2 separate regions of the Homo sapiens genome follow, and region 1 is linked to region 2. Evidence: read pairs that join two places in POLR2A ChIA-PET (ENCODE). Cell type or tissue: OCI-LY7. All regions are shown on one strand. Links, peaks and the distances in the headings refer to the core of each region. The heading gives the core; the rest is flanking DNA. Region 1 has its middle 75 kb from the start of ZNF33B. Region 2 overlaps HNRNPF (heterogeneous nuclear ribonucleoprotein F).

Region 1 (16,226 bases), core at 4,000-8,999, 840 kb before region 2:
CCCCCCATGCCCTTCCCTGTCCCTTCTAACACCATTCCTCCACCTGATGATCCAACTAATCTCTTGCCTCACCACTGCAGCCTGCAGGCTCCTCCAACTCCTGTGATGTGTCTGTGTGTGTGTTTGCTGACTGTAATGTTCATGGCTACTTGTTCATGGTTATTATAGTTAGTGAACTGTGGACTCACTTTCCTGGGCAGAGGCTGAGCCATGCGGCCATCTGCTCCTATCTGCCCCCCATCACCTCTCACTCCTGGGGGTCTGCTTTTTTCCCTGGAGAGTCTAGCTCCTTCCCTTTAGAGCATGGGCAGGAGTCTCCAGTTGTCTTGGGACCTGGGAAGGTTTGCATCACTTTCATCATCTTTCTTTATGGAGTCTCTTCACTCCTTTTACAAGAACCTCGCTTCCTTATCCCACTCCAACCTCAGTCTGTTCTGAAGATCAGCAATTAGAGATACAAAGCAAAGCAAGGAGTTTGTAAGCCCAGCATTGCCTTCAGGAGGCTACTATACCCTTCCACGGTTATTTTTCTCCCTGGGGAAGCCCCAGGGGGCTCCATCTGCCCTGCCCTTCACATAGCACCCAGGGATTCCAGGTCCGGGGCTGCTGCTTTTTTTCTTTTTTTTTCCAGAGTCCCACTCTGTCACCCAAACCAGAATGCAGTGGCACGATCTCAGCTCACTGCAACCTGGGTTCAAGGGATTCTCATGCCTGGGTCTCCCGAGTAGCTGGGATTATAGGCAGGCAGCACCACACTCAGCTAATTTTTGTATTTTTAGTAGAGATGTGGTTTTTCCTGGCCTCAAGCAATCCACCTACCTTGGCCTCCCAAAATTCTGGGATTACAGGTGTCAGCCACCATGCCCAGCCCAGGCCCAGGGCTTCTAATCTGCCCTTGGGGAATGTAGCCCTTACATATCTTATCAGCAATAACCACAGGGGCTCTGGTATCCCACCCATCTCCAACCTTCCTGCTTCTAAGACTTCAACCTACAGCCGAGTTTTTGTGGACACAGGCTTCCGTCCTTGAAGTTGAGTCTCCAGCAGGTGATGACTGAAGGATTCCCATTCTGTTGCTGCCAGCACACTGGAATGGACAGAGGGAGAGTAAGGGGCCTTTGCTTCTCCGCCCATGTCCCCTTGGTCAGCAGAGAACTCCTGCATCCTTTGCTCTGCCTGTCAGTGGTCAGAGAGGTGAGTGAGGTAGGTTAGAGACCCAGTAGGCTCCATGCAGCACTGCTGCAGAGGGTACAGGAAGAGGCCAAAGGTCATAATGACAGCGGGAGCTCAAACAAGATCCCGCCCTTCCTGTCCTCCATGTGCCTGTGGAAATCAACCAACCGAGCCTCTGTGCCAGACTGCTGTTTTCTGTATCACGATCTGTCTGAACAACAGAAAAAAGGAATAAAATATTTGTTTCCTAGTGAAAAAAAAAAAAAAAACATGAACAAAAAACAAGTAAACTTCAATCAATGGATTATTTTTAAAGTAAACAAAAATTTTGGAATCTTTTCTTGAGAATTAAAATATTTCAAGACTTTACATAAACAACTTTCTCAACTGTGTTAGTTACAGGAGCCAATGAGTTTCTAACTACAAAGGAAATGAAGAATATTGAATGCCAAAAAAAATCAAACAATCCTTTAATCACTCAATTCTAATCGTGTAAATGCTGAAGTAAGAGAACAATTTTATGACAGTTACTTCAATGAAAATGCAAAGAACATCAGATGCTATTTGGACCTCATGATGCAGAATGTGGGTCGGACGGCCCACAAGTTGGAATCATTCATGCTGTACTTCAGCTTGGACCAAGCATGTCTGTGCCTTTATGCAAACATCAACCACAATTTGTATTTGTGTTATCGCCACCAAAAGCAGTTCAGAAGCAAAGGGAAAATATCTTCTGCCTTGTGCTTACTTGTATCCATGGCTCTGCTGTAAATAGGTGAGGCATTTAGATCATTGATCATCTCTGTGATCATAGTGAAGCTATTACTTTTGTTGTTGTTGCAGTAGATTTCATCCTGGCTCTTCAAAATTTGATTGCATCTTTGAAATCAGAAAATACTTCTAGCAGTAGTACTTTCAAATTGTCATTTGAGCTGAAAGACTGCTCCTGTTATATAGTGTGGCAGATAGTTACAACTTCCACTGCAATTACTATATCTCAATCTGAATTCTTTTTATTTTTTATTTTTTTTGAGGCAGTCTCGCTCTGTTGCCCAGTTGACACCATCATACAGTGGTGCAATCTCAGCTCACTGCAACCTCCACCTCCCAAGTTCAAGCAATTCTCTTTCCTCAGCCTCCCGAGTAGCTGGAATTACAGGTGCTCACCACCATGCCACGCTAATTTTTTGTAATTTTAGTAGAGACAAGGTTTCACCATGTTGCCTAGGCTGGTCTTGAACTACTGAGCTCAGGCAATCCACCCACCTAGGCCTCCCAAAGTGCAAGGATTACAAGTGTGTGTCACCGCACTCGGTCTTGAATTCTTTTTAATAAAAAAATTTGTTTACCACTTTATATAGTATTAGTTGAGGAAATCATACATCTTCCATGTTTAGCTGTTACTATGTGCTGGTGCCTTTCTCTATTTTTGCATACTGCACAAAAAGCTTCAAAAGGAATCTTTCCTCATTTAATAAATCTCCACTTTTCAAACAATTCATCGCAAAGTATATGCTTGAATTTTGGTATTTGGCATTCAAATATACACAAATAAAAATAGGTAATAGCAACCATGACAAAAATTGAGCTGAGTGAATTTGATAATCTCACAGCTGCCTTAGCGTGTCTGTCACTCATAAGTCTGAACTCAGGACTAACATCAAACAGGGGTTGAACCATTGAAAGCATTACAAACTTGCAAACTAATAATCAATTGAAGTGGCCAGGCATGGTGGCTCACACCTGTAATCCCAGCACTTTGGAAGGCTGAGGCTGGTGGATCACAAGGTCAGGAGATTGAGACCATCCTGGCCAACACGGTGACACTCTGTCTGTACTAAAAAAAATATAAAAATTAGCTGGATGTGGTGGCACATGCTTGTAACCCTAGCTACTCCGGAGGCTGAGGCATGAGAATCGCTTGAACCCGAGAGTTAGAGGTTGCAGTGAGCCAAAATTGCGCCACTACACTCCAGCCTGGTGATAGAGTGAGATTCCTTCTCAAAAAAAAAAAAAAAGAAAAGAAAAAAAATCAATTGAAGTAGAGTTGCCTTTGAAGTGGCCTGAGACGGCTATCCTATCCTTGTCTGGTATCTGGGAATGTGAATTTTGGGAAGGTTTGGGAACCTGGATTTCAGAAGGGTTCCCTCCTCCCTCACTGATCAAATGGCTCACTGTACCTAAACAATATGGTTTCTGCGGAACACCTGCTTTTTTTCTGGGAATCTGGAATCTTGATTTCTGCACAATAGACAGTGTCTACACGAGCAGCCCCCCAATAAAAAGCCCAGGCACTGAGTCTCTAAGGAGCTTCTGTGACAACATTTTGCATTTGTTGTCACAGCATGTTGCTGGAGGAATTCAGCACATCCTATGTGGCTCCACTAGGAGAGGATGCTTGGAAGCTGGTACCAGGTTTCCTCTGGACATGGCCCTGTGACCTCTCCCCTTTGCTGACCTTGCTGTAATAAGTTGTAGCCATACTGTGACTATATGCCAAGTCCTGTCAGTCCTCCTAGCAATTTGTTTAGCCCAGAAGTGTTCTTGGGAATCCCCAATACAGTTGGCATCAGAAGCAAATTTTTTTTTACTTCTGACTCTGTCACCCAGGCTGGAGTGCAGTGGCACAATCATAGCTCACTGCAGCCTTGAGCTCCTGGGCACAAGTGATCCTCCTGCCTCAGCTGGGACTACAGGTATGTATCCTCCTGAATAGCTGGGACTACAAGCACGTGCCACCATCCCGGGCTCTTTTTTTTTTTTTCTGTAAAGATGGGGTCCTGCTATGTTGCCCAGGTTTATCTTGAGCTCCTGGCCTTAAGTGATCCTCCTGCCTCAGCCTCTCTAAGTGCTGAGATTACAGGTGTGAGTCATTGCACCTGGCCCAGAAGTGGAATTTGCTAGAACAGTCCTGATTCACTAAGATTTGGCTCCATCACTGTTTGGGAAAAGGAAGAATGAAGGGGAATGGTGATAAGCCTTGGTGTCTATCGAGCCCTCCATGGTTTGAGAGCAGCAGCTGAACTGCCATCTGCTGTTAGAAGCCACAGTGACCTTTGGGGTTAGAAATGGATCCAACCCTGGCTTCTTTGAGCTGTGCTGGATGAAGTGAGGGGGAAAGTATACATCTGGGGATTGGCTTTGTTTTTTATTCTCTTCTCCAGGTGGGAGGGTAAAAAAACAACAGTGACAAATTATAAAGGTGAGTGTTAGGTGGCCCCAAAAATGTTAGAAGTTCTCAGGGCTGGAGCAAAGCTGGGGTGGGAGGGTGGGAGGGTGGGAGGGTGGGGAGGGCACCAAGACTCCATCCAGCCTCTTCTTCAGCCCAGCTGCTGCCCTGTTGCAAGAGCTGCCTCCTTCTTTACCACCCCCTGTACCCTCCCCCATCTGCTTTCCAACCTGAATCTTTCCCACAGCAGTAATGCTAACCTAACTGCAAATGCTGGATTTACTGCTATGGATTTAGTTTGCAACAGAAAAAAAAATTTAATGGCTTTGTGTTTTGTGGCTATTACATCTAGATGTATTAATATGATAAAATTGATATAAAATGTTAAATGCTTTCAATTTCATAAATTCTAGAGGGAACACACTTATCAGGAAAAGCTGCAGCGGAAAGTGAAGGTGATACAACTTCCTTGCTTTTTGCAGCTAGTGGGCAGCTTGGAATTTAAATTCTCAATACTGGAAACAGAACAAGTCCCCAAAATTAACAATTTTTGCTACAGTTTTTGTCTATTGGAGCCACTGGAAAAAAGGAGACAATATGAAGAGAGGCAATCTTGAGCTAGAGATACGCTTTGGAATTTACAAGGCAGTTTTTCATCTCTAATGAGCTCTTGTAAGATCATATAGCTGACCCTCAGAGGCTGATGATTTTCTGGCCCCATGTGTATAGTTTTGAGTTGCTCAGCTTGGACTCTAAGGTGAATAATGTAAAAAGAGCCCAACAAAGCCTTGCTTGTCACTTGGCTAAGAACACAGCTGTCTGGCCCTGCAGCATCTCAGTCTCCAGTTACTGGAAGAACATATATTAGATGTTGGGGAAACTATAAGGCTACAGGATGATGCTGCATGTTGGCAGGGAGAATTGTTCAAGGTAGAAACTGTGGGGAACAAAGAAAGAGATTCTCATCTGTGTACCTGCTGCTACATGCTAATTTGGGAGTAAGAAAACTGTTAAGGAATAAAAAAGCCAAGAACTCTGTCTTCACAGGGCTTTCAGGCTAGAAGGGAAACTGGCCACCATACAAATTGTATACAACTCCATTAGTACTTAAGAGGTCTGATTTATTGCTTTGAAACACAAGTGCAGGAAGTTTAAGGTTTATCAGCAGCCTTTCCCTTTGCAGAAATTGTAAACTAAAAATGAAATCCTAAGCCCCCACCAACTGAAGGACACTCCCCTTAGCCAAGGGGACCCCAGAAAAATCTTACAATTGAGTTCCTGGCCATGATGGGATGGGAGGTCAGACATGTCTCATTATACCCCCTCATGTTTGTGGTTTAGACACAGCGACTGACCAGCATTAATGTTAAAATAGAGATCATAAGACTGGCAGAACAGACTTTTTGTGGCAATGAGATATCAATTATAAACAAGACCTAAGGCCATGCCAGGCAAGGGTTAGGTCAAGCACTCTAAACTTAAAGATTAACTATGGTCTAACTGCCACAAGGTTTTTCTTTTTTCTCTAGCAGCTAAATAAACACTGGCCTTGACATAAGCAAAATAAAAACAATTGTAGCTCATCACCAGACACTAATTGGCTCCCAACTCCTGTCCCAAGCACCATAACTACAGCTTTGATTAGACAAGAGACTGATTTCAGTAACTTTCTCCTGATAAGAAGACCACCCACCATGAACTGGTTCTGGCTGGTTTTACAGAGATTGCACACTTGAGTGCCTTCGTGTCCTGTAAAGACCTTTTGACTGATAGGGCCTAATTATAATACATTCAAGTGTTAGGACTCCACCCCAAAGTGAACATGGGTCATGTATTACATGCATGTTGGTTCAATACATGTGCCTCAGGACCACCTTCATGCATATTCATAGCTCCTCCTATAACCTGTTGAAGATGTATGTTTAGCTAACTTGTCCAGCATAATGCTCCTACCCCAACCTATATTCCTTCAAAGTGCCTGTCCCTAGTCCCTGGTCTTAGCCAGAGGCATTCTTCTCAGCCTGTTGCAGGCTGTAACCCCTTATAAGAAATAAAGCCTCCTCTCCATTCCAAATAGTTAAATCTTGTGAATTGTTTTTGTTTTGTTTTGTTTTGTTTTGTTTTGTTTTGTTTTGTTTTGAGATGGAGTTTCACTCTTGTCACCCAGGCTGGAATGCAATGGCACGATCTTGTGTCACTGCAACTTCTGCCTCCCAGGTTCAAGCGATTCTCTTGCCTCAGTCTCCTGAGTAGCTGGGAATACAAGCACCTGCCACCATGCCTGGCTAATTTTTGTATTTTTAGTAGAGGTGGGGTTTCATCATGTTGGCCAGGCTGGTCTCAAAATCCTGACTTCAGGTGATCCACCTGTCTCTGCCTCCCAAAGTGCTGGGATTACAGCTGTGAGCCACCGCACCTGGCCTAAATCTTGTGATTTTTAAATTCAACAGAGTCAATTAAATGGTTCCTTGATAGAGAAACATTTAAGGCAGACATTAGCTTTTATTGCCCCATAACGCTTCAGTAAGTTTCCCTGAATATTTGCATTTACTTGTCAATCAACTCACAGGGACTGAGGCAGAAGTAAAACCCACAATTACCTTACCCCTGGCCTGTGTGACAAAGTAACAAATCTTTTATCACATATTTGAGAGGCATCTCAGCTACCAAGAACTTTTTTTTTAACCTTTTATTTTAGGTTCAGGGGGATATGTGCAGGTTTGTTATGTAGGTAAACTCGTATCACAGGGGTTTGTTGTACAGATTATTTCATCACCCAGGTACTAGGCCTAGTACCCAATAATTATTTTTTCTGGTCCTCTCCCTCCTCCTACTCCACCCTCATGTAGGCCCAGTGTCTGCTGTTCCCCTTTGTGTCCATGGGTTCTCATTATTTAGCTCCCACTTATAAGTGAGACTGGGCGATTGCTGACCTGCATCACTCTTGGGTGGATCTAACAGGACATAAGTAAAAGACCCTTGGCCACAACCACTACCAAAGTCCCTTTTTCTGCTGCCTCCAAGTTGGGGAGGAAACATAAGCCCTAAGATCACCCCAGAGCTGTGGTGAGAAGCCCAGGAGAGAAAAAAACCTGAGTAGTTTTAAACTAGAATATCCATGTGGCTTTTTAAAGATGTTTGCAATTTTTTTGCTATTCTCCCTTTGAGATATGGGGGTCTATGCCCACCCTTACCAGACTGGACACTAGTGCTCACTTGTCACTGACACATGACATGAAAGTGATGCTGTGTAACTTCCAAAGTTATGTTTAAAAAGGCCATGAGCATCTGCCTGGTTCACTCAGGTCACTCACCTATGGTGCCCTTGATCACCAAGTCAAAGCTCTGAATGTCCTGAGAGTGCTCTGCTACCTGGAATCCCAGGGTAACTGGGAGGTCTCCTATAGGTCCTGAAGCCAAGCCCCATGTCCTCTGCAGACATGTGAGTGAAGTCACCTCCAGATGATGCCAACCCTTTGCTGTGGATTCAACTCCGGCCAATGAGTCTTCTCTGCAGTCCCCAAACACCAATAAACAGCAATAAGCCATCTTTTCTGTTTCTTCCTAGCCCTGTGAACCATGAACAAAATAAAATGGTTGTTTCATGCATTATTTTACGGTGGTGGTTCTTTCTTTTAAAAAAATTCACGGTAAAAGCGCCAAGAATAACACACTTGTAGGACATTCACAAGGCACAAAATAACATACATTGAAATCTAGGTTTCCTTCTTTCCTTCTTCCACAGCCTATCAGGTTCTGCCTCTGGAAGTAATAATGGTTAAGTTTCTGCACATCTTTCCAGATTTATTAATTAAACAATCATATAGCACTGACACTGTGAGGAAGCTTTTTAAGGGCTTTGCTTATATTTATTCACTTACTCTTCACTCACTGCGGACACTCAGGTGGCAGCAGGAAGGAAAGTGTTTTGCTCAACCAAATGAAAGTTTGATCTGCTCTTTGAATGCTGTTCCTTCAATCAGATAATTCTATTTTCTTCATATATTACCAAGTCTTTTTATTTTCTCCCCTAATTGAGCATTCAGAGATGTGACTCTGTTTTCTAGTTTTTCTTACGTTTCACCACTAAATCTTAAATTTCATATGAGACAGACAGTGATGAAATTCCTGTCACTGGACATATATATGTATGTTTATGATGGTGCCTTACACATACACATTTTTCTATCTAGCGATTAACCATTAAAACTCTATACTCAGAGTGAGGAAACATTACACGTTCCTTCCCAAACCCTGTCAACTACCCTGTCAATTAAATAATCCCTGAAAAAATGGCAACATCTATATTAATGCGGTTTTTATATCTCATCAATGACCCATTTGATAAAATAGTTCTAGAAACTTGTAATGAACCAGCAGTGATGGAAATTTGTACTGAACTATTTCATATCTAAAAGGGTATCTACTTTGTTTTAGACATGACAACTCTCTCATGTTTTAGAATTTTCCATTGTTGCATGTTTAAAGGGCTTGTCAATTCCCTTCCCTTTCCTAATTCTCATGACCAGATCATAAGAATGTGTGTGATCAGGCTGGTTGATGTGCCACAACACATCTTTAATCCTGGAATTTAGGGTTATCAGAAGTCTCCATTTAAAAAAGTATCATATGCTTTCAAACAACCCACTGTTGAACATATAGTGCTTCATTTCTCTTAATGTCTCAGTGAATAGCCAGCCTTTTATGCATACATGAATAGAGGATCTCTCAACAAATTCAGAGATTCAGAAATAAGTACATAAACTTAGTTGCATAGAGAGAAAAAATAGGTAATATACATAAGTGATAAAAGAAGGTTTTATATAATTACTTTTTCAAACTAAATTTATAATAGTGCTTTTTAAACTAAATCTGGAACAAATTTTAAATTATTTAATCTAGAAATGTCCAGTGATTCAGGAACAGTAGAAATGGGTGAGGAGAGCATTTCAACTCAAGCAAGGAACTCCTTTTATTCTCAACACATTAGCTTTTTCCCTCTTCACTCTAAAATGTTCACTATCAAATATAATTGAGAGGTCTTTTTTCCTCATTTAACATTTATTTCATACACAGAGAATAATACTGTGGGTCTGAGATTCAGTTTTTGAAATGCAACATATACTCTAAGTGACCCTTTTACCCATGTCAAAATAGCAGCAGTTGGACCCCATAATGTGGCATGTATTCATTTGAAAATTCTACAGTGACCTATCACTGTGATCATGTGATGAAGCATATCTTGCCTTCCATTCTAACTGTCACTCTGTGAGCTTCGAGGTTCAAGTTTGACAGCATTTGTCAATTTCGGAATGTCATACAAAGAACGCTCAAATATGGGGAATTTTATGTACTGTTGCTGAGATATGTTCACTTTCATCTTCCGATCATGGTTTCTTCAAATAGGCCAGTTCACTTGTACTCAAAATCTCTTCCTCATTTTTTTGTTTCCCCCACTCCAATTCGTCTATGGATTTATGAACATATTTTATAGTATTATTACTGATTTGTACTTTTGATTCTTCCACCAAGCGTTTTGTCTTAAATATTTTCCTATTTTTAGAAAAATGTACTGTTTCTAAACACTTTTGTACACAATGTTTCATAGGATACAGAAAAAACACAACCACACTGTCTTCATCAGATGAGGAGAATCTTGATACCAAATACAGTATGAGACATTCCATGAAAGGGAAATTATAGACCAAAGTCTTCTGAGTATAAAAGTCAAAATCTGAAACCAAATATTAGAGTGGTCTAAATCTGGAGATTTTTAGGAAAAGAAACTGAAATTTCATGGTGGGAAACATAATTTTGCTTAGCTTAGAGGTTTTGAGGGATTGTTTTAAAGAAAAATTTAAAAGATAAATAACATTAAATGGATATAAAAGTTATAAAATAAAAATATAAAGTTATAAAAATTAAAATAAAAATATATTCATATATTAATATAAAATTGTAAAAATATTATAAAAGGTTATAAAAATATTATAAAAGGTTACAAAATTCTTTTGCTGTCAAGATTGACTGGGATTAGATTTGTTTATAAGGTCTTATTAAAATTAGCCATAATATTAAAAATACGGCTGGGTGCGGTGGCTCACGCCTGTAATCCCAGCACTTTGGGAGGCTGAGGCAGGCAGATCACCAGGTCAGGAGAAAGAGACCATCCTGGCTAACAAAGTGAAACCCCGTCTCTACTAAAAATATAAACATTAGCCGGGCATGGTGGCGGGCGCCTGTAGTCCCAGCTACTTGGGAGGCTGAGGCAGGAGAATGGCGTGAACCCGGGAGGCGGAGCTTGCAGTGAGCCGAGATTGCGTTACTGCATTCCAGCCTGAGCAACAGAGCAAGACTCTGTCTCAAAAAAATAAAAATAAATAAATAAATAAATAAATAAAAATATTAAAAATACATTAATATCCAACTAAATTTTTTTTAAAAAAATAAGCGTAAGATTTTTTCCCCATCGAACTTAACAAAAAGAGTATGTATTCCCGTGTGCCAGAGTGCCAGATCACCACATACTATTATGTTGGGTTTGCATATTTGATGATGTGTCGCTACCAGGATGCCATCCGGGTCTTTGCCAACAGCCTCCTCTACATCCAGAGGACCAAGAGCATGTTCCAGAGGACCACATACAAGTATGAGATGATTAACAAGCAGAATGAGCAGATGCATGCACTGCTGGCCATTGCCCTCACGGTGTACCCCATGAGTATCGATGAGAGCATTCACCTCCAGCTGCAGAAGAAACACAGGGACAAGATGCTGCGCATGCAGAAAGGTGACCCACAAGTCTATGAAGAACTTTTCAGTTACTTCTGCCCCAAGTTCCTGTCGCCTGTAGTGCCCAACTATGATAATGTGCACCCCAACTACCACAAAGAGCCCTTCCTGCAGCAGCTGAAGGTGTTTTCTGATGAAGTACAGCAGCAGGCCCAGCTTTCAACCATCCACAGCTTCCTCAAGCTCTACACCACCATGCCTGTGGCCAAGCTGGCTGGCTTCCTGGACCTCACAGAGCAGGAGTTCAGGATCCAGCTTCTTGTCTTCAAACACAAGATGAAGAACCTGGTGTGGACCAGCGGCATCTCAATCCTGGATGGTGAATTTCAGTCAGCCTCAGAGGTTGACTTCTACATTGATAAGGACATGATCCACATCGCGGACACCAAGGTCTCCAGGCGCTATGGGGATTTCTTCATCCGTCGGATCCAAAAATTGGAGGAGCTTAATCGAACCCTGAAGAAGATGGGACAGAGACCCTGATGACATTCACACACATTATTTAGGAACCTGTTTTGATATATTACAGGCAGGAAGTGTTTTTGCTACCGTGAAACCTTTACCTAGATCAGCCATCAGCCTGTCTACTCAGTTAACAAGTTAAGGACCGACGTGTTTCAAGTGGATATCAGTAAAGGATCTTTGGAGCCAGAAAAAAAAAAAAAAGATTTGTTCTCAATGAGATTACACACAGTAATAATTTTTAATTCTCAAATCTGTTTCTTTTTAAAACTTCTGAGATTTGTATCTCAGAAGTTCAACCTTTACTATATTTTTTTACACATTATTTACAGATCACACATCATTACCCTTTGTTTCTTTTCTCCTTCAAAAGGTAAATCTTTTTACTTGGCTAGAATGGTAACTTTGTACTTCAACTTTTCCATCAGCTCTTTTAACTTTTCCCTCATATTCTATTTCTGCTGTTATAATACCAAAATATTGATCCCAAAGGTAAAAATAAATTCTTTCTCAGGGGTAACATGATTTTTTACTCTTAACTTTTTGATATGTCTGAATTGTTGCATGTAATCAGGAAACTTCCCATGCTATTAGGTTGGTGCACAAGTAATTGTGGTTTTTGCCATTACTTTCAATGGCAAAAACTGCAATTACCGCACCAACCTAATACTAGGAGCCATATATCCACCTGCTCAAGGTGCTAGCTTTCATGTTTACATTCTTCTATAATACAATGTTCACTCATGACCTTGAATACATTGTGCCTGTGTCTAATTAAATTCAAGTATCTTTTTCATCAGGTTTGACTTCCAAGTTATTTAAACCGACTTTACTTAGGCACTTCCCATTCTCAAGTATGCCTTAGTCCAGGTTGTTCAGATAGTTGCTCAGATTAAGCCAGTGAGATGATTGGGGTCACAGATTTAATTCATTAAGCCACTAAAGCATCAGCCCAGATAGCCATATTTTCAGTTAATTTCAATTAGCTGCTCATGAAGGGTTGGCCAGTTGAATGGAAGTTGATTCTTGGCACAGCCTTCAAGTGGCAATTGGTTTAAAATGTCCTGAGTTCTGAGCCAGCCTGGGGGCTGATACAGTTTGGATATGCGTCCCTGCCCAAATCTTATGGTGGATTGTAATCCTCAATATTGGAGACAACTGGTTGAGAGGTGACTGGGTCATGAGAGTGTATGTCTCATAAATGGTTTAGCATCATCCCCTTGTTGCTGCTCTTGCAACAGTGAGATTTGGTTGTTTAAAAGTGTGTGACACCTCCTCCTACCTTGCTCCTACTCTGGCCTTGTGATGTGCATGCTCCCACTTAGCCTTCTGTTATGATTCTAAGTTTCCTGAGGCCTCCCCAGAAGCCACGCAGATGTCCGTATCATGCTTCCTGTAAAGCTTTCAGAACGCTGAGCCAATTAAATCTCTTTTCTATATAAATTACCCAGTCTCAGGAATTTGTTGTTGTTGTTTTATTTGGGGGGTTTTTTGTTTGTTTTGAGACAGAGTCTCACTCTCACCCAGGCTGGAGTGCAGTGGCATGATCTCGGCTCACTGCAACCTCCATCTTCTGAGTTCAAGCGATTCTCCTGCCTTGGCCTCCTGAGTAGCTGGGATTACAGACGCATGCCACCATGCCCAGCTAATTTTTGTATTTTTAGTAGAGACAGGGTTTCACTATGTTGGTCAGGCTGGTCTCAAACTTTTGACCTCGTGATCTGCCCACCTTGGCTTCCCAAAGTGCTGGGATTACAGGCGTGAGCCACCGTGCCCAGCCAGGAATTTCTTTACAGCAATGTGAGAATGGCCGAATACAGAAAATTAGTACTAAGGAGTGGGGCATTAGTATAAAGGTACCTGAAAATGAGGAAGCACCTTTGGAACTGGGTAATGGGCAGAGGTTGAAAGAGTCTGGAGAACTTGGAAGAAGACAGGAAGATGAGGGAAAGTTTAGAACTTCTTAGAAATTGGTTAAATGGTTGTGACCAAAATGCTGATAGTGATATAGAAAGTGAAGTCCAGGCTGATGAGGTCTCAGATGGAAATGAGGAACTTATTGGAAACTAGAGCAAAGGTCACGCATGTTATGCCTTAGCAAAGAGCTTGGCTGGATTCCATCCAAGTCCTAGGGATCTATGGAAGTTTAAACTTGAGAGTGATGTCCTAGAGTATCTGGCAAAAAAAAATTTCTAAGCAACAAAGTGTTCAAGAAGTGGCATGGGCCAAGCATGGTGGCTCATGCCAGTAATCCTAGCACTTTGAGAGGCCAAGGCAGGCAGATAGCTTGAGCCCAAGAGTTCAAGACCAGCCTGGGAAACATGGCAAAATCCCATCTCTGACTAAAAATATAAAAAAAAATACCTGGCCTAGTGGCATGAGCCCATAGTCCCAGCTACTCAGGAGGCTGAGATGGGACAATTACCTAAGCCTGGGAAGTCCAGGGTGCAGTGATCCATGTTTATGCCATGGCACTTCAGCCTGGGTGACAGAGTGAGACCTTGTCTCAAAAACAAAACAAAACAAACAAAACAAAACAAACAAACAAAAACTGGTGTGACTGCTTCTAACAGCCTATGCTGGGATGTGGAAGCAAAGAAATAAGTTGGAACTTCTATTTAAAAGGTAACCAGCAAATAAAAGTTTGGAAAATTTGCATCCTGGAGCCTGGCCATGCAGTAGGAAAAAAAAAAAAAAAAACCAAAAACCCAAAGCCCATCGTCAGAAGAATTCAAGTGGGCTGCTGAGTAACCACCTGCTAGAGAAATTTGATAACTAAAAAGAAGGCAAGTGCTGATAGCCCAGACAATAAAAAGCCTTGAAGGCATTTTAGAGATCTCAGAGGCAGCCTATCCAAACACAGGATCAGAGGCCCAGGGAAGAATGGTTTTGGAGGCCAGGCCCAGGCCTACACTGTCCTGCACATCCTCAGGACACTGCTCCCTGCCTCTTGGCAACTCCAGATCCAGCTGTGGCTTAAAGGGGCCAGGGGTAGCTTGGGCTGCTGCTCTGACAAGTGTAAGTCATAAGCCTTGGTGGCTTCCACATGGTGTTAAGTCTGCTGGTGCACAGAATGCAAGAGTGAATGAGGCTTGGCACCTCTACCTAGATTTCAGAGGATGTGTGGAAAAGCTTGGGTGTCCAGTCAGAAGCTTGCTGCAGGGGTGGAGCCCTCACAGAGAACCTCTACTAGGGTGGTGTAGAGGAAAACTGTGGGGTTGGAGCCCCCACATAGAGTCTGTACTGGGGCATTTGCTAGTGGAGCCACCATCCTCCAGACCCCAAAATGGAAGATCTACTGGCAGCTTGCACCCTGCACATGGAAAAACTGCAAGCACTAAACTCCAGCCCATGAGAACAGCTTTGGGGGCTGAAGCTTGCAAAGCCACAGAGGCAGAGCTGCCCAAGACCTCAGGAGCCCATTGCTTGCACCAATGGCCTGGATGTGGGACATGGAGTCAAAGAAAATTATTATTGAGCTTTAAGATTTAATGATTGCACTGCTGAGTTTTGAATATGTGTGGAGCCCGTAGCCCCCTTTTTTTGGCCTATTTATCCCTTTTGGAATGGGGTTTGTAACCCAATGCTTGTACTTCCATTGTATTTTGGAAGTAACTCTAACTTGTTTTTTATTTTACAGGTGGAAGAGATTTACCTTGTCTCAGATGAGACTTTGGACTTCAGACTTTTAAGACAATGCTGGAATGGGCTAAGACTTTGGGAGACTGTTGGGAAGGCATAACTGTATTCTGAAATGTGAGAAGGACATGAGATTTGGGAGTGGCAAGGGGTGGAATAATATAGTTTGGATATGTGTCCCTTCCCAAATCTCATGTTAAATTGTCATCCCCAGCATTGGAGGTGGGGCCTGATGGGAGGTGATTGGCTCATGGGGGTAGTTTTCTCATGAATGGTTTAGCACCATCCCCTTGGTGCTGTCCTTGCAAAAGTGAGTTCTCATGAGATCTGGTTGCATAAAAGTGTGGGGCATCTTGCTCTCACTCTCTCTTGCTTCTGCTGCTGCTATATGGGATGCCTATTTCCCCTTCACATTCCACCATGATTGGAAGATTCTGGAAGTCTCCCAAGAAGCAGATGCCACTATGCTTCCTCTACATCCTGCAGAATGATGAACCAATTAAACCTCTTTTCTTTATGAATTACCCAGTTTCAAGTATTTCTTTATATCAATGCAAGGATGGACTAATACGGGGCCAAGCAGACCATGGTCCCTTAGGATGGTCAACTGATTATAAGGTGGCTTATACTGCAAGGTGAGGTCAGGGATTAAAACCTAGAGGTTGAAAGATTCTTTTTTTATTACTGTTTCAGCTCTTCTTTTGACTTAGCCACCTCTTCCAGGGCATCAGATTCCTGAAGCAACTTTGGGGTAGGAGCAGTTGAGAAAGCAAGTGAAAATAGCCCTTTGTTCAGGGTTCAGGGAATTATTTCAAGGTCTTGGGTCTTCAGAGACCTCAGTCCCCAGAAAACCAATTACCTTCTTGTGCCAGATCCATCACTCATCAGTGCTGTGACTCTGGGCAGACCACTTCAAATCTCTCCATTTCACTTCCCTGAGCTGTCAAATATGGGTTGTAGCCCCTGCTCTGCGCATTCCTCCAGGCTGATG
Region 2 (16,226 bases), core at 7,631-12,630:
CATGCTTTCCCTGTCTTTTTTCAGGGCCATTTTTACATCATCTTCTGATCCAAGTTCAACAAAAGCCTCACCACTCTGCCTGCCCTCTCTAGTGTAGATGAAATGGACACCTGCGGCCCCATCATGAATCGTGCAGTCAGAGAGGAAGTTCTGCACGTCCTCAACAGAGCAGGACCAGGGCAGGCCACGGAGCTTGACCACAAAGCCTTCACCTCCCTCAGGGCCCAGCATCATGGACACTTGTCAGGGTGGGTGTCAGGTGATCTTGGGTGTGGCTTTTTTGTGGCTGGAAAAAAAAAAAAGAAAAATTTATTTAGTATGCAACAGAAATTTTCCCCATTTTACAGACGAGAGAGGTAGCAAGACATTAAGAAATATACCAAATACAATTGAGAGCTAAGAGTTAACTCCAGGTCTCTCAAAAAATTACATTATCAGTCACAGGCAGTTTGAAAAACAAATCAGGAGTTTACAAGACAGGACGATGCATGTGAATGTGGTGCCTTGAACACAGAGAAATGTAAGTTTCAGTCAGTTTAGAGCAAGGGCATTTCCTTGTTATATTTATTCCACATATTTGTCATGATAATATGTGGCAGTTCACCTATAAGAGCTCCTGAGTTGTTCCTCCTAAACTATACGCCTTACATTTGGTAAAATAGTAAATTTAGTAAATCTGCTTGTCTATGGTAGGATACTTTTACTTTCATGAGTAAAAATAAGGGATGGGAACATAGCAGGCTGTTTTTAAACCACAACATAGGGTAAGATTTTCTAGTGTTCTCATCAGCAGTAATGTTGCCAGGATACAAGACAGCAATGGCTTCCACTGTCTATGGAGTTATGATTTTGCTCCTAAATTGTCAATTCAAACTAAATACCAGTCAAGTATGAGGCCAAACTGATGACATATACAGACAAGCAGACAAATTCACCAGCAGACTTAGTTATGTGCACTGCAAATAAATGGAGAAACCAGATCAGATGATTCACAGGTTCACATAAAATATAGCAGAATTGCTGCCTTGTGCTGAAGATCTGGAAGAGGGCATCGGGAAGAAAGGGCAATCGCAAGAGGGCTGAGAAATGCCCTTCCCACCAGGGTGGTACATGGCACCTGAAGTCCAAACTCAGAGTAAGGCCAACCACACACTGGAAGGCAGTCTTCTGAGAAAGAGGAGCAGCTGACCTAGACAGCAGGGTCTATAACATAGTCACAAGCAAGAAAAACACTGCAGTATCATGGGGCCAAAGACGTATTTTTATATGAACACTGTCAAGGGTGACGCTCAAAAAGAGCATAGGAGTATATGGAATTTTTTTTTTTTTTTTTTTTTTTGAGACAAGAGTCTCACTGTCGCCCAGGCTGGAGTGCAGTGGTGCTGTCTCGGCTCACTGCAACCTCCGCCTCCTGGGTTCACGAAATTCTCCTGTCTCAGCCTCCTGAGTAGCTGGGATTACATGCACCAGCCGCCACGCACGGCTAATTTTTTATACTTTTAGGAGATACGGGATTTCACCATGTTGGCGAGGTTGGTCTTGAACTCCTGACCTCAGGTGATCCGCCCACCTCAGCTGCCCAAAGTGCTGGAATTACTGGCGTGAGCCACCATGCACAGCTGGAAATCGAATGTTTCAAAGTGTCATTTTACATCAAGCATAATAGATATAGCTGGTGGCCTTTTCAAGAAATATGGGCTCATCATGTGGGGAAAAAAGCTCCATAAGAAAACCCCACAATTTAAAAAACAGACAAAAAGTAAAGGTAAGTGTAATTTAAGAAAAGGAAAAGCAAATTCATACTAAATAAATGCTCAACTGCACTAGCTTCAGGGAAAATTAGTAATTTTAAAGTTTGATGTAGCCATTGCAGATAATGACATATTATCATACAGTGCTTCATCATTTCAAATTGACAACGTCTAAAAGGATAATTGTGTAAATCTTTCAAATTTACCTGTGTCTACACCAGATTATAAAGATAACAAGATGTGTCTCCTCTCCCAATAACAAGCATAATGGCACAAATGAAACAGAACAGTATGTGATATCCTGAACACATCACCAAGACCAAACACTCGGCATTTACTCACGAACTGTGATTTGGAATGCAAGGGCTTTCAAAGTATACAGCCTAACTAAAAGATGTCACCCTTGCTAATGAGAGTGGAACATGGAAGCCTCTGGGAAGAGAGTCAAGGGGAGCCTAACCTGGATTGCTCATTGCCCACCTCAAATTATTGACTATGTACATAAACTCCATCAACTTTTATAAAATAATCCTGAACGGCAAATGATTGGGCATAAATAATCCTATCCCCAATTCTCAAACTGTGCTTTGGGTCTGCAACAAACCCTGGGGTTTAGCCTCCACCTTAGAAAGTAATGGTCTCCGCCTCCCCAGGGCCTTATCTAAATCCCCTGCATATGGCCACTGCAACATGCTGATCTGGCAGAGCAAGGTCACAGCAGATTCTTCCTCTCCTGTCCACGGAGGGAATTCTGTGCTAACAGTTCAGAAGCTCCTCCTTGGAGAGTCAGGGCAAGTTTGTATTGTGTCTCTTGGGATAATGGGTCTGGGACAGCTCAATTACAGGTGGGGGCTTCTTATGCAATTCCATTCCCAACACTGGGTCAGGCTAGGCACCGCCTGTCCTTTTGTCTTTGACCATACCCTGGTCTTGCTCCTCACTCATGAAAAGTATCTGAAGGCCTCCCTCGAGTTCTGTTCCTAGCCTTAGGTCCAGCCATCGTTCCGGGTAGGGGAGATGAAGCCATAATCCACTAACCATTTTCTCCTGGACTCCTACCTCCAATGATTTCACCATTCCCTGCAGGAAACCCCACCTAATCACATCCTACTCCCTCCACCACAACTGCTATCCCCCTCCTTTGTAGAGACCTTGGCTTCCTTATCCACACAGCCTCTTTCTCTCCTCATTCTTCATAATCCAGCTTAGAGCAAGTATCATTTTACATTCCTTCCTCACAATACATGGAATTCATTCAATGAACTTCTTAACTGTACGCGCCCAGTAAAACCAGAGCTCTGGAAGATTCCAAACAAATATCTGACTACTCCATGGATGTACTGAGTGGCTCAGCTGCACACAGCCAGGCGAAACGGTGCCTCTAAGCTACAATTTCTCAGCCTCAGGACTACTGACATTTTGGACCAGACAGTTCTTTGTGTTGTGGAGGCAGGCCCAGGCACTGTAGGATGTTTAGCTGCATCCCTGGTCTCTGCCCACTAGATGCCAGTAGCACCCTCCACCTCCAGTTCTGACAACCGAATGTCTCCAGACATTCCCAAATGTTCTCTGGTGGCTAATGCTGCCCCCAAGTTGTGAAATACTGTAGAAATCAGGGTGAGGCCAGGCACAGTGGCTCCCACCTATAATCCTAGCACTTTGGGAGGCCGAGGTGGGTGGGACCACTTGAGATCATGAGTTCCAATAGACAAAACCTCTGTCTCGACTAAAAATACAAAAAACTAGCCGGGCGTGATGGTGGGCACCTGTAGTCCCAGCTACTTGGGAGGCTGAGGCAGGAGCATCGCTTGAACCTGGGAGGCAGAGGTTGCAGTAAGCCAAGATCGCACCACTGCACTCCAGCCTGGGCGACAGTGCAAGACTCTGTCTCAAAAAAAAAAAAAAAATTACCTGGACGTGGTGGTGGGCGCCTGTAGTCCCAGCCACTACGGAGGCTGAGGCAAGAGAATCACCTGAACCCAGGAAGCGGAGTTTTCAGTGAGTGGAGATCGCACCATTGTACTCCAGCCCGGGTGACGGAGCGAGACTAACTCCAAAAAAAAACCCACCACACAAGAAAAAAAAAAGAAAATCAGAGTGAACAGCCATAGAGTAAGCGGGCCCTCAATATCGCCCACTGTCCTACCCCAGCACCCTGCTTGTCCAAAGCCCTTCAGATGTCTGGGGCAGCCTTACAGACTCTCACCTCCTCTCCAGCTGGTTGACATTACTCTTGGAAGTGGACTTTGTGAAGTCAAGTCAGAGTCCAGGAGTTTGTAAGCACGTAGTGGGCCCCTTACAGCGGACATCGTGAACAACAGCTCTGCTCTGGGTCCAACCTCACATACCCCGGAGCCATGCTTTCTTCTTTTTTTCCTTTTCCCCTTTCTCCACTGAGCCCTGTCTACTTGGTAATTAAACATGCTCAGTTCTACCCAATCATGTCATACCTCCCCTGTGCCAACTTTGCCTCTAGCTACTTGTTGATTTGTTCAGCAAAATCTTGTCAAAAGGCCTCTACTGTCACTTCCACTCCCCTCCATTAAAACTGCATGATCAAGGCCACGTGTGGTGGCTCACCGCCTGTAATCCCAGCACTTTAGGAGGTCAAGGAGGGTGGATAACCGGAGCCAGGAGTTCAAGACCAGCCTGACCAACATGGTGAAATCCCGCCTCTACCAAAAATACAAAAATTAGCCGAGCATAGTGGTGGACACCTAGGTTGAGCGCAGTGGCTCACGCCTGTAATCCCAGCACTTTGGGTGGCCAAGGCAGGCAGATCATTTGAGGTCAGGAGTTCCAGACCAGCCTAGCCAACATAGTGAAACCCTGTCTCTACTAAAAATACAGAAAAATTGGCCGGGCACAGTGCCTCACACCTGTAATCCCAGCACTTTGGGAGGCTGAGGCAGGTGGATCATGAGGTCAGGAGATCGAGACCATCCTGGCTAACATGGTGAAACCCCGTCTCTACTAAAAATACAAAAATTAGCCAGGCGTCGTGGCGGGCGCCAGTAATCCCAGCTACTCCAGACGCTGGGACAGGAGAATCGCTTGGACCTGGAAGGCAGAGGTTGCAGTGAGCTGAGATCGTGCCACTGCACTCCAGCCTAGGCGACAGAGACTCGTCTCAAAAACAAAAACAAACAAAAAAACTGCATGATCCTACTATACAGATCTCCATGGCAAGAAAAAGAGCAAATGTTTTTATCTTCATCTTACTTAACCATTCTTTCCTGGAAATCCTCTCCCTTTCACTCCTGTTGGCAATTACTGTTGGTTTTCCAGTTAATTCCTTAGACAGTCTCTGAGTCCTTCCTTAACCATTAACTGTAGGGAATCAGGCTTGGGCCCAAGTCCTCTTCTCAGTGGACTCACCTGCTCCCAGGGTCTCCATAATCATCTCCAGGGTCAGGAGATACACAAACCCCCAGTCTTCGGCTCCCTGAAGCCTAGACGGGTAGACACAACTCCACTCCACAGGTTCTCCTCTGTGCCACAACTAAACCTCACATTCTCTCTTCTGTCACACTCCAATAGCAACATGACTGCCCCTACCTGCACCCAGAGGCTCTAGAAGGAAACTGGAGTAATCCTTGACCTTCTCCCAAGCCCTCAAATCCAATCAACTCAACTCCCTTGGGTGATCCCATTCTCCACAGTATCCTCATCCCTAAATCCTATTCAACTCTTCCATTTCCTCAGCAATAAAGGTGCCTCACAGCTCTACCCTGTTCCTAACACGTTGAATGGCAGCCTATGAACTCAGTAATTCTTTTCTTTGTAATGGGAGTTATCAAATTGTCATTTTCTTTCTGTACCTCATATTGTTATTTCTCCTATTCTAATTCCTGTATGTACAAACAGCCAATTCCAGATTACCGATATATCTTTTAAATAAGTCCAAGCATAGGCCGGGCGCAGTGGCTCATGCCTGTAATCCTAGCACTTTGGGAGGCTGAGGCGGGCAGGTCACCTGAAGTCAGGAGTTCAAGACCAGCCTGACCAACATGGAGAAACTCCGTTTCTACTAAAAATACAAAATTAGCCAGGCGTGGTGGCGCATGCCTATAATCCCAGCTACTCAGGAAGGCTGAGGCAGGAGAATCGCTTGAACCTGGGAGGCAGAGGTTGCGGTGAGCCAATGTCGCGTCACTGCACTCCAGCCTAGGCAACAGGAGCAAAACTCCATCTCAAAAAAAAAAAAAAGTTTTCCAAGCACAGTGGCTAGGCCTTACTGCAATCCCATCTACGGCTCACGTGTACTTTTAAAACTCATTACTGTCCTGCATCCAAGTCCTCAGTGGTTTCCCACTGACCTCAGAACAAGGACCACAGGCCCAATGGGGTCCCTCAGGCCTTGCAACTTTTGCCTGCAACACTCTTCTACCTAAGCTCACATCACTTCCTTTTTTCTCCTGGAATGTGGCAAGCTCTCTGCCCCTTCAGGGATGTGACGCACATAGTTGACACTCATGGTTAATTCTCTCCCCAAATATACTCTGTTCAACCTTCTGTCTACCTAAATCCCACTAATCCTTAAGGTCTAAGCTCAAATACACCACCTTTCTCAAAGGTCTTCTCATTATCCAAATTAAGTCTCATGCTCTACACTAACCACAGCACTCTTGTGTTGTTAAAGGGGTCTTAAACCCACAATAGGAGCCTACTGGGGAGAAACTTGTGCCTGTTTTGTTGGCCACCATGACCCCATCCTCAGCACAGACTTGACCCAGCTGGTCCAAGATTAGCCAGGATTAACTGTTGCCCATGTGTAGGGGGGTCAACACCTTCCTCAAGAAGGCAGTGGCCTGGCTAGGCTGAAAAAGACATACAAGCAGCATAAAAAATAAAAACATTTCATAGAAGAATTACTTAAAATGCCTAATCTTTTACATGTCATAAGTGTTTTGCATCAGGAAATGTTTCAGAAGCAAAATTACTTCCTCTCTGAAGGCAAGGCGAAGAGACCATTCCTTTCCAAAACACATGTGTACACTTAAAACACTTACTGCTTATTTTTACTCCAGAATTGGTTTTCTGTTCCATTTCTCAGAAGTCCTAAGGCTTTTCATTAACTAAAACTCAAGCTGAAAAGAGCCCTGTGGTGTCCTGCTCAAGGTTAATGTTAGGGACAAAACTTTTTTCACTCCAGGCTGCTAAACAAATTTGAGTATAACAAATATAAATACTGCAGCTGAAAAGGGGCTCTTCTTAAAATAGCTTACCTTAAAAACAACCACGGATGCCTTCAGTGGGAGACACTTCTGGATGGTAATGAAATGTCCTAAAAAAAAAACAGAGCGATATTGGCTGTGTGGTCTCAGATCCTAGGCACTGGCTCTGGGATCAGAACTCCAGGTAAGGACAGAAACAGCTGGGAAGCCCTTTATATAGCCCGTGGGTTTAAATTAAATCTCACACCCCATCCACCTAACAGCATTTTGGAAGTATTATCTTTTCACAGGGCAATACAGAGCACAACAAAAGGGAAACGCCTTATTGATCTTGATGAGATTTACTCTTGATGAGATTCTCCTGCCTCAGTACCTGGTATTACAGGCGTGCACCACCCCACCCAGCGAATTTTTGTATTTTTAGTAGAAATGGGATTTCAATATGTTGGCCAGGCTGGTCCCAAACTCCTGACCTCAGGTGATCCGCCCGCCTCTGCCCAATTCTAAGTTTGTACACTGAGGACCCTAAGTGCTGGGAGGAAATTTAAATATCGGGGGCAGGGCACTTGGGAGGGAGATGGGTGGGGGAGAAGTGACAACCACAGGGGACTTGACCTTAAGACCCCTCTTTCACTGGGATAGCATGGGCAAGGAGCAAGGGTGCTTGCTAGAAATTGTTCAGTCTGATTTATAGGAACCCCTCTGTAAGCAGTGTGGAGACACATCCAAAAGACACTTTCAGTTTTATTGGGTAACTTCTTTGAAATATGCTTCACTAGAACATACATCATAATCACTAGATCACCAACATCCCAGTAAAAACGCTGCCCCAAAGGACTAGGACACGGGCTGAGGGCTATGGAATTCTGAGAACTAAGCTGCTTGAGTTTTGGAAATGTGGAATTAGTAAAACCAGCTAATTATGCTGAACCTGTTGTCTTAACATGAAGATAATCAAATCTGCCTTGTCTTGCAAACTTCCAGTGATTATTACTTAAGACACTATTGGGGGGGTGTACAAATGGAAAGCATTACATTTATTAGGAAACCTATTCAGGGGTGAAACAGTTTCAAGTACTCTGGAATCAGGTTTTCAAAAGGCTTCAACAATCCGACTTGTTCAAGGATCTAAAGGGTGGAACCCAGTCATCTTAATGATCTGATCCACTTATGCCCTTGTTTATCCCTGCGTGATCCACAGACCAACACCCTGAGGCGTCTCTGGGGACATGCACAAGCTGGCAACCAGACCCACGTACACCCATTTACCCCAATGGACCAGCCGCTGTAAGCCTGTAGACCACGGCCACTGCGCACCGCCAACGCACGCAGAGGAAGAGTCTGGTCTCCCCGTCCGCAGCGCCAAGAAAGCGCTGGGGGCGGGGAGGGCTGCTCAGCTCCCCCAGGTGACTGGACCCGGAGGTTTTCAGATCGAGCTTGCACGGGGGCCACCTAGATAATTAAAACACCAACCCTAAAACAGATCTGGGTGGGGGCTAAGAATCTGCATTTCCAAAAAGCGCTCCCGAACGAGCTCTTCGCAGTGATACAGGTTGGACGGGATTAACGCTTGCCTTCAGGCAGAGCCAATCAAGATAAATAGGGCGCGCCGGAGTCCTACCAGTTCGGCTATCTGCAGAGTAAACAGGGCCGTTCAAGCACCACCCACCTCGTTTTCTTTTGTTCAGGACAGGACTCGAGGAAGGATCCTGGCCTCCCCTCCTAGACACACTCCCGTGCCCCCGGGAAACCGGGCAGCACTCTCGCCAGGAGGCTGGGAGCGCGTCTGGCCGCGCCGCCCCCATTACTCACTTAGTTCCACTCTCAAACCAAAGTCCACCCGGCCGGGCCCGCGGACTTTCATGCTCTAGACTTACCACGGAGGCGAGCAGGACTGGTTTCTGTTGCTACCAGGCAAGCGCGGCTGGCAGCCAAGAGCCCCGAAATTCCACCGAAGCTCAACCACGCAGAGGGCTCCGGGGAAACTCCAGGTGCATGTTTTTGTTCTCAACCTGCAACAGAAATCCAAGTGGTGGTGGGGTCCCTTCCGCAAGGTGGGAGGCCCGGGCGCGCGGTAAACGTGTTTTGGCGGGAAGCAGCGCCGAGGCCCCGAGACAAGGTGACGGCGACGTTCCCGCGGCCTGCTCACGGCACTCCAGCAGCCTCGGACCGCCCGGCCCGGCAGGAAGGTCGGCCCCAGGGCCTGCGCGGGCTCGGGCGGGAGCTTCCGGGCGGGGGGCGGAGCGAGCGGCGCAGCGGGGAGAGTGGGGGCAGGGACGGGAGGGTTCCCGGAGGGAAGGGCGCCTCGCGGGAGGGGGAGGGGAGGGGAGGGGAGGGGAGGGGGCCCCTGGCGGGCTTCCGGGGCCCTGAGGGCGAGAGCGAGGGCGACGGCAAGGTGGGGTGGGGGCTGCTCCCCGGCCCGCCAAGCTAGCGCTGCCTAGGCGGGAGCTCGGGGACCCGCGGGCCGAGCGCGGCTGAAGGGAGGGAAGGGAAGAGGCGCTCGTAGGTCTGCGTCCGTCTCCGAGCGACCGGGGCGGCGGAAAGGGACCTGGGGGGGGCGGCCGGGACTGGAGTGGCGGGGCCGGGGCGCCCGCGCGGCGGCTCACCACGCCAGGGACTGGCCCGTCGGCCCCGAGGAGGCGCGGGGTCCGGAGTCCGGGAAGCGGAGGCCTCGTGATCCAAGACCGGCAGCCGGACGTGGGTCACGGGGTGCAGAGGAGGAAGTGCCATTGCCGGGCCCGCCAAGATGTCACCAATGGGAAACGCGTGCCTGCAGGTGCGGCCCCGTGGCCCGCGCGCTGGGCCCAGGCAGGAAGTGGGGGAAGGAGAGAGTCAGGGCGGCGGGAAGACATTTCTCCGAGTTCTCCCGAAGGGAGCCAGGCGCGAGCGCGACCTGGGGAAAGTCCAGAGTGCCAGCCACGGGGAAGGGCGGGCAGTGCAGAGTGGAAGAGAAGCCAGCAAGTTAGACACAGCCCCTCTCTGGGAGGCCGCCTCTAAAATGGAACTAGCGGACGTACCTTGGTTTGTACATTTGACCATGGACACACGTAAAGATTTTGAAAAAAAATCTTTGAAAAAAAATTTTTTTAACGCAATTCCTAAACTTTTAACTAACGCAATTTTGTGGACCTCTGAATCTTAATTCAAATGAACTGGAGAACAACTATAAAGCAATTTCGATAATATGATCAGTGACATTTTATATTGCAGAATTGTAAATTTTGTTGTCATTATACTGTAATTTTATTTCTTTAAAAGACCCTTTTTAGAGCCACAAATATTTGCAGATGATACCTGATTTCTTGAATGTTTCAGATTACGTGGAAAGTGGAAATATACATGAAACAAGATGTGCTATGAACTAGTAATTTTTATTAAAGCTCCTGATGTATACATAGAGTTTCATTACACTTGTTTCTACTTTTGTGTATGTTTGACTGTTTTGTTTGTTTGGTTGGTTTTTTTTGAGACACAGTTTTCACTCTGTCACCCAGGCTGGAGTGCAGTGGCATGATCTTGGCTCACTGCAACCTCTGCCTCCTGGGTTAAGGCGATTCTCCTGCCTCAGCCTCCCGAGTAGCTGGGACTATAGGCCCATGCCACTATACCCAGCTAGTTTTTGTTTTTAGTAGAGATGTGGTTTCACCGTGTTGGCTAGGCTGGTCTCGATATCTTGACCTCGTGATCCCCCTGCCTCGGCCTCCCAAAGTACTGGGATTATAGGTGCGAGCCCCATGCCCGGCCTGTTTGGAGTTTGTTGTTGTTGTTTTTTTTTTTTTTTGAGAGACAGTCTTGCTCTGTTGCCCGGGCTGGAGTGCAATGGCACGATCTCGGCTCACTGCAACCTCCCCTCCCAGGTTCAAGCGATTCTCCTGGCCTCAACCTCCTGAGTAGCTGGGATTATAGGCGTGCGCTACCACACCCTGGCTAATTTTTGTATTTTTAGTAGAGACAGGGTTTCACCATGTTGGTCAGGCTGGTCTCAACTCCTGACCTTGTGATCCACCCACTTCAGCCTCTCAAAGTGCTGGGATTACAGGTGTGAGCCACCGCGCCCGGCCTGTTTTACGTTTTTAACAGAATTATTATTATTTTGAGACAGGGTCTGGCTCAGCTGCCCAGGCTGGAATGCAGTGGCACGATCATGGCAATGCAGCCTCAACCTCCCAGGCTCAAGCAAGCCTCCAACCTCAGCCTCCTGAGTAGCTGGGACCACTGGCATGCAACCACACCCGGCTAATACAACTGTTTGTAAAACTGAGAGAAAGCAAGTCTTTAGAATGCACTTACTAAATAACACGAATTACAGGGAACAGTAACATACTGCATATAGTGATGTAGACTGTGGGAAACTACAAGGACAAATGAGCCAGTCCTACCTCAGAATAGTTCCAGCCAGATAAAAGAACCCACAGAATTATGGTTATGTTATAAAATAAAGCAATTAAGTTTTAGAAATCCATCTTGAAATATTTGTGATGGCTTGGATTTGTTTGAAGTTGTCCACAAAGTAGTAGGTGGGGAGATGGAGAATAACTGTCCATGATTAGTAACTGTTGAATCTGTGTGACAGGCACATTAGCCTCAACCTCCTGGGCTCAAATGATCCTCCCACCTTTAGCCTCCCCAACGTAGCTGGGACCACAGGTGCATGCCACCAAGCCGGGCTAATTTTTTTTTTAATTTTTTAGTAGAGGCAAGGTCTCTCTATGATGCCCAGACTGGTCTGTAACTCCTGGGCTCAACTGATCCACCTTGGCCTCCCAAAGTGCTAGGATTATAGGTATAAGCCACTGTGCCTGGCCCAAGGCAAGTTTTAATTATTGATCAGTCACCATAGGGTTCCTGCCTGTGAGGGAACAATGTGTGCAGAAGACTTGAGCCAGGGGTTGTATTGTGCAACTGCAGCTAGGTCTGAGATCAATGGTAGGAGATGACATAGCCTTAAAGGCCTGGTTTGGTGTTCAAAGGCCAGTGGGAAGGCATTTAATGGAATGTGGTGTGAAAGGAGTTTTGCTTTTTAACACAACAGTCTAGATGCTATCTGGAAAATGAATGGTGGGAAGAGATACATGGAGACAAGATGGGAAGGAATGAAACAAGTCTAGGAAGACTGGTGGGAGAAGAATGTGAAAGAATGTGTAATGTAGAGAAAAATGACTGAGTCTGGAGACTGACTGACTCACCAAGAAATACTACGCACCTAAAAGATACAGGAACTGTAGTGGTAAAGAGACACAGTTCCTGCCTTGGTGGGTCCAGTAACAGTGGAGTAGGAAATCAAGAAATGTACAAATATATGATGACAAATTTTAGAATGAACGAAAAACAGAAAATAGGCATTAGCTCAGATTGGGGTTCTGAGGAAGTGACATTTAAACAGACAGGAGCATGGGTGAGTGGGAACACTGAGTGATGAATTTCATGTAGAAAGAAGGGAAATTCTTTTTTCCTTGATAAATAGCTGAGGTTTAAAGTAGAAGCTGGCCAGGAGCAGTGGCTCAAGCCTGTAACTCCAGCACTTTGGGAGGCCGAGGTGGGAGGATCACTTGAGCCCAAGAGAGTTCGAGACCAGCCTGCGCAGTATAGTGAGACTCCCATCTCTATATAGGAAAAAGATAAAAACTGAGGGAAAAAAAAGAAGTTAAAAGCCCATTATTCTTTTTTCCTTCTGTACATTATCTCCCCTCTGGACACTTGTTCAAATTATTTATATTTTTTACCAAAGCCCTTTACTGGGATACATTTTGGTGCTGGATGCTTTGTATTCATATTCTTATTTCGTGGTGAATCCTTTAGATTGAAGAAATTTTAGGACACAGCTTCTGCTGCTCGTGTCTGTTCACCACATGAGAAGCACAAGATGCATCTTGGGGGCAAAAATTCCCCATCATGGTATATAGTATGTGAGCAGATCATAGACCATATTTGTTATGGATGTTTTCCTTTTCTGTTGGAAATATTGAAAATTGGGTTTAATGGCCTCAAAAGTATCTTCCAACCCAGCAATTTTATAAAATTCCTATTCAGTCACTCTTAAGTACTTCCTGCTGTCATGAACTCAAGAATTATGATACAAGACACTAATTCCATTTAAAAAAATGCACCAACGCACACATTTGTACTTAACTTTTCAGGGGCACATGTATCTGAAGTGTGAGAATTCTAACCCAATTCACACAACGTGCCAAATTCAATACACAGAGCTATCCTAAAAGCTATTAAGGACTGAGAAGTGGCCAGGCACAGTGGCTCATGCCTGTAATCCCAGCACTTTGGGAGGCCGAGGCGGGTGGATCACGAGGTCAGGAGGGCTAATACGGTGAAACCTCGTCTCTACTAAAAATACAAAAATTAGCCAAACGTGGTGGCAGGCACCTGTAGTCCCAGCTACTCAGGAGGCTGAGGCAGGAGAATGGTGTGAACCCGGGAGGCGGAACTTGCAGGGAGCCCAGATCGCACCACTGCACTCCAGCCTGGGCGATAGAGCGAGACTCCGTCTCAAAAAAAAAAAAGACTGAGAAGCTGCAGATGGAGCATATATTAACATTTTAAATGTTTACTCCATTATTACTACATTTATATCCACCAAAGGGGATCTGTCCTGATCTGCATGCAACAGGAAAGCTGTTTTCCATTACCATCTATCAGGTCCTTTCACTTACTTGCTGTAGCTAAGTCTGGGGGGATAACACACTGCTTCCCTCAGCGTTCATTTCTCAAAAGCTGTGTTACTAAAAAGCATCAAGAGTAGTATAATGTAATGTTAGATAAATTTTATCTATACTGTTTGTACTGAAATTAATATAAGGGACAAATTCTGACCGATCATAAAACAAGCAACCATTGCTGTTTGATATTGACTGCATTTTGCAAATGCCCAAGAATCATGATATCTAAGGTAAATGTTCCTTAAAACGTTAATAAAAAGCAAAACTGCTACTAGACTTCTGTTCCTAAAAATAAAATCTGTTCTTAACTGAGGGCAAATATCATTATTTGGATTAGCTGGAGTAACTGGAAATAATATCCAAAGAAATGGGTGTGTATAGATTCCGCTAAACAAAAATACAATTGATAGGAAGATCAATTTTGTTTTTCCCAGACCACCTCCTGTACCTCTCTCCCTTGAGCAAGCAGCCCCTAAATAGGTGCATAGTCAAACCCTGGAGCTGGAGAGAAAGGAGGCCTGTGGGGTATCCTCAGCCCCCTGAGGAAGGTACATTCCTTGGGATGGGAATTCTTCCTGAAGCCTCCATGGAAACATGACACCTTAGTCAGGTTCCAAGCAGCAGGCCCTGAGCTGAGACTGCTGGCCCTGAGCTGTGCTGCCCAGGGGACCACTGCATTCTGCCTTGGGGGAATTGTGCAGAACAGAGAGATGGAAGGAGGAAAGGAACATGACAATTTACAGAAGAGGGGCTCCGGCACCCAGAAATAACATACCACACCTCAGGTTTCAGGGAACAAGAAGTGCTAGACAAAAACCATAATGATTTTAACAGGAAAAAAAGAGCAACTTCAGATACCACTCCATTACAAAACTTAAAAAAAAAAACTTTCTGGAACTAAAACTGAGTTTTAAATTTAAAAGTTAGTAATGAATTCAAAGAAAGGAAAACGAAGTAGAATAAACATCAAAACAGAAACAATGGGGGAGAAGATAAGAGATTTGGAGGACATACTTTTTCCAAAGCAGTTTCCTCTATACTTTAGGAGTTTTACCAACACACGCCTGTGCTGTGTCTTTTCAAAATATCCTAATGGGAACTACAGGGATCTTAAGCCAGGAAAATTCACTTCTAATCCTTTATCGCTTCTCTTGCTGCCTCCATCTGTGTCTTTTTCTCCTTCTGGAATTCCTACTATTCACATTATTTCTCCTGCCTGAAAAGAAACCAACCCTATCAACACCCTCATCTTAAGACTTCTAGCCTCCATAACCGTGAGAAAATTTGTTACTAGTCTGTATTACTTTGCATGGCAGCCCTAGCATACTAATACAACGTGTTACCAAACCAGACAAAAACATCACAAGAAAACTAACTTCTGAATTCTATGTACTTTAAGAGGATCGTATATGGTATCTAACACCAACTTAAATTAGAAAAGATATGTATTTGTCATAAACATCATAATTCTATTAGATGGCACTATTCTAATCAAATAACTTATGATGGATTTATCGGGATATAACAGTAAGTAAGAGTATCTGTATTTGTATTAGGTGAAGCATTTTGTCTAACAGGAGGCATACCGTTAGGATAAATCTAATAGGAGTCTTAATCTGTCATGCCTTTTCTTAATTATGATGGCTTTTTTTTTTTAAACGGGGTCTTGCTTTCTTGCTCAGGGTGGTATGCAGTACTGCAATCACAACTCACTGCATCCTCTATGTCTTTACAAGTGTTCGCTATCATACCTGGCTAATTAAAAATTCTGTTTTTGAAAAGATAGGGTCTTGCCATCTTGCCCAGGCTTATCTTGAACTCCTGAGCTCAAACCATCATTCCACTCTCGGTTCACTGCAACCTCCACCTCCTGAGTTCAAGCAATTCTCCTGCCTCAGCCTGGGATTACAGATGCACACCACCACACCTGGCAAATTTTTGTATTTTTAGTAGAGATGGGGTTTCGCCACATTGGCCAGGCTGGTCTTGGACTCCTGGCCTCAAGCAATCCGCCTGCCTTGGCCCTGCTGGGATTAAAGGTGTGAACCACCCCGCCCAGCCTGTGTCATTTTCAAGAGATCTTTTTCCTAGCCCCAGCCCATATAGTTATCTGAACTTACAAAGCGTTGATGTTCTTCTCTAAATTTTTACACTTACATCTACAATGAACTTGGAATTGATTTTTTCATTTCCAAAAGAGTTTTACAATTAATCAAGTATCACAGGCTAATTTCACTCAAGAACTCAGATGCAAAAGTCCAAACCAAGTATCAGTCAACCTAATCCAGCAATATATAAAGCGATATTATGACCAAGTTGGATTTCAGGAATGCAAGTGTAGTTGATCATTTCAAACTCAATCACTGCAATTTCTCATACTGATGTATCAATGGAGACAAAGTATAGAGGTACTTTTTTAATGTTTTATGAGAAATGCTAAGCTGAATTTATGTCAAGGAAGAACTGAGGCCATATATAGTGGCTCACACCTGTAATCCCAGCACTTTGGGAGGCCGAGGTGGGCAGATCACTTGAGCTCAGGAGACCACCCTGGGCGACATGGCAAAACCCCTTCTCTACAAAAAATACAAAAAAAAATAGCTGGGCATGTGGCACACACCTGTAAT

The links. Peaks named below come from ENCODE experiments on the same cell type or tissue, not always from the same donor. Only the 100,000 strongest peaks of a DNase experiment are listed, where the experiment ranks them.
Region 1: POLR2A ChIA-PET joins it to region 2 with 5 read pairs; 1 of 35 experiments calls an interaction of 5 or more read pairs at or near these places.

What each region holds. Positions count from the first base shown.
Region 1 is chr10:42,555,867-42,572,092 of GRCh38, forward strand. It overlaps the pseudogene FXYD6P1 and the pseudogene EIF3LP2. Among named protein-coding and RNA genes, the nearest start is that of ZNF33B, 75 kb to the right of the region's middle. In OCI-LY7, for the core only: no CTCF peak of the experiment used is centred there; a DNase peak (open chromatin) is centred at 6,905; H3K4me3 peaks cover 1,081 bases; H3K27ac peaks cover 1,044 bases.
Region 2 is chr10:43,387,651-43,403,876 of GRCh38, forward strand. HNRNPF (heterogeneous nuclear ribonucleoprotein F) reads right to left here. Exons shown (of 4, transcript NM_001098204.2): 2 at 8,806-8,940; 3 at 6,980-7,038; 4 at 1-286. The coding sequence starts at 234. Among named protein-coding and RNA genes, the nearest start is that of HNRNPF, 13 kb to the right of the region's middle. RefSeq lists enhancers at 1-78, 7,687-8,574, 8,747-9,016, 10,351-11,236, 11,775-11,914 and 1 more and a silencer at 9,137-9,596. In OCI-LY7, for the core only: no CTCF peak of the experiment used is centred there; DNase peaks (open chromatin) are centred at 8,261, 8,531, 9,201 and 9,661; H3K4me3 peaks cover 5,000 bases; H3K27ac peaks cover 5,000 bases.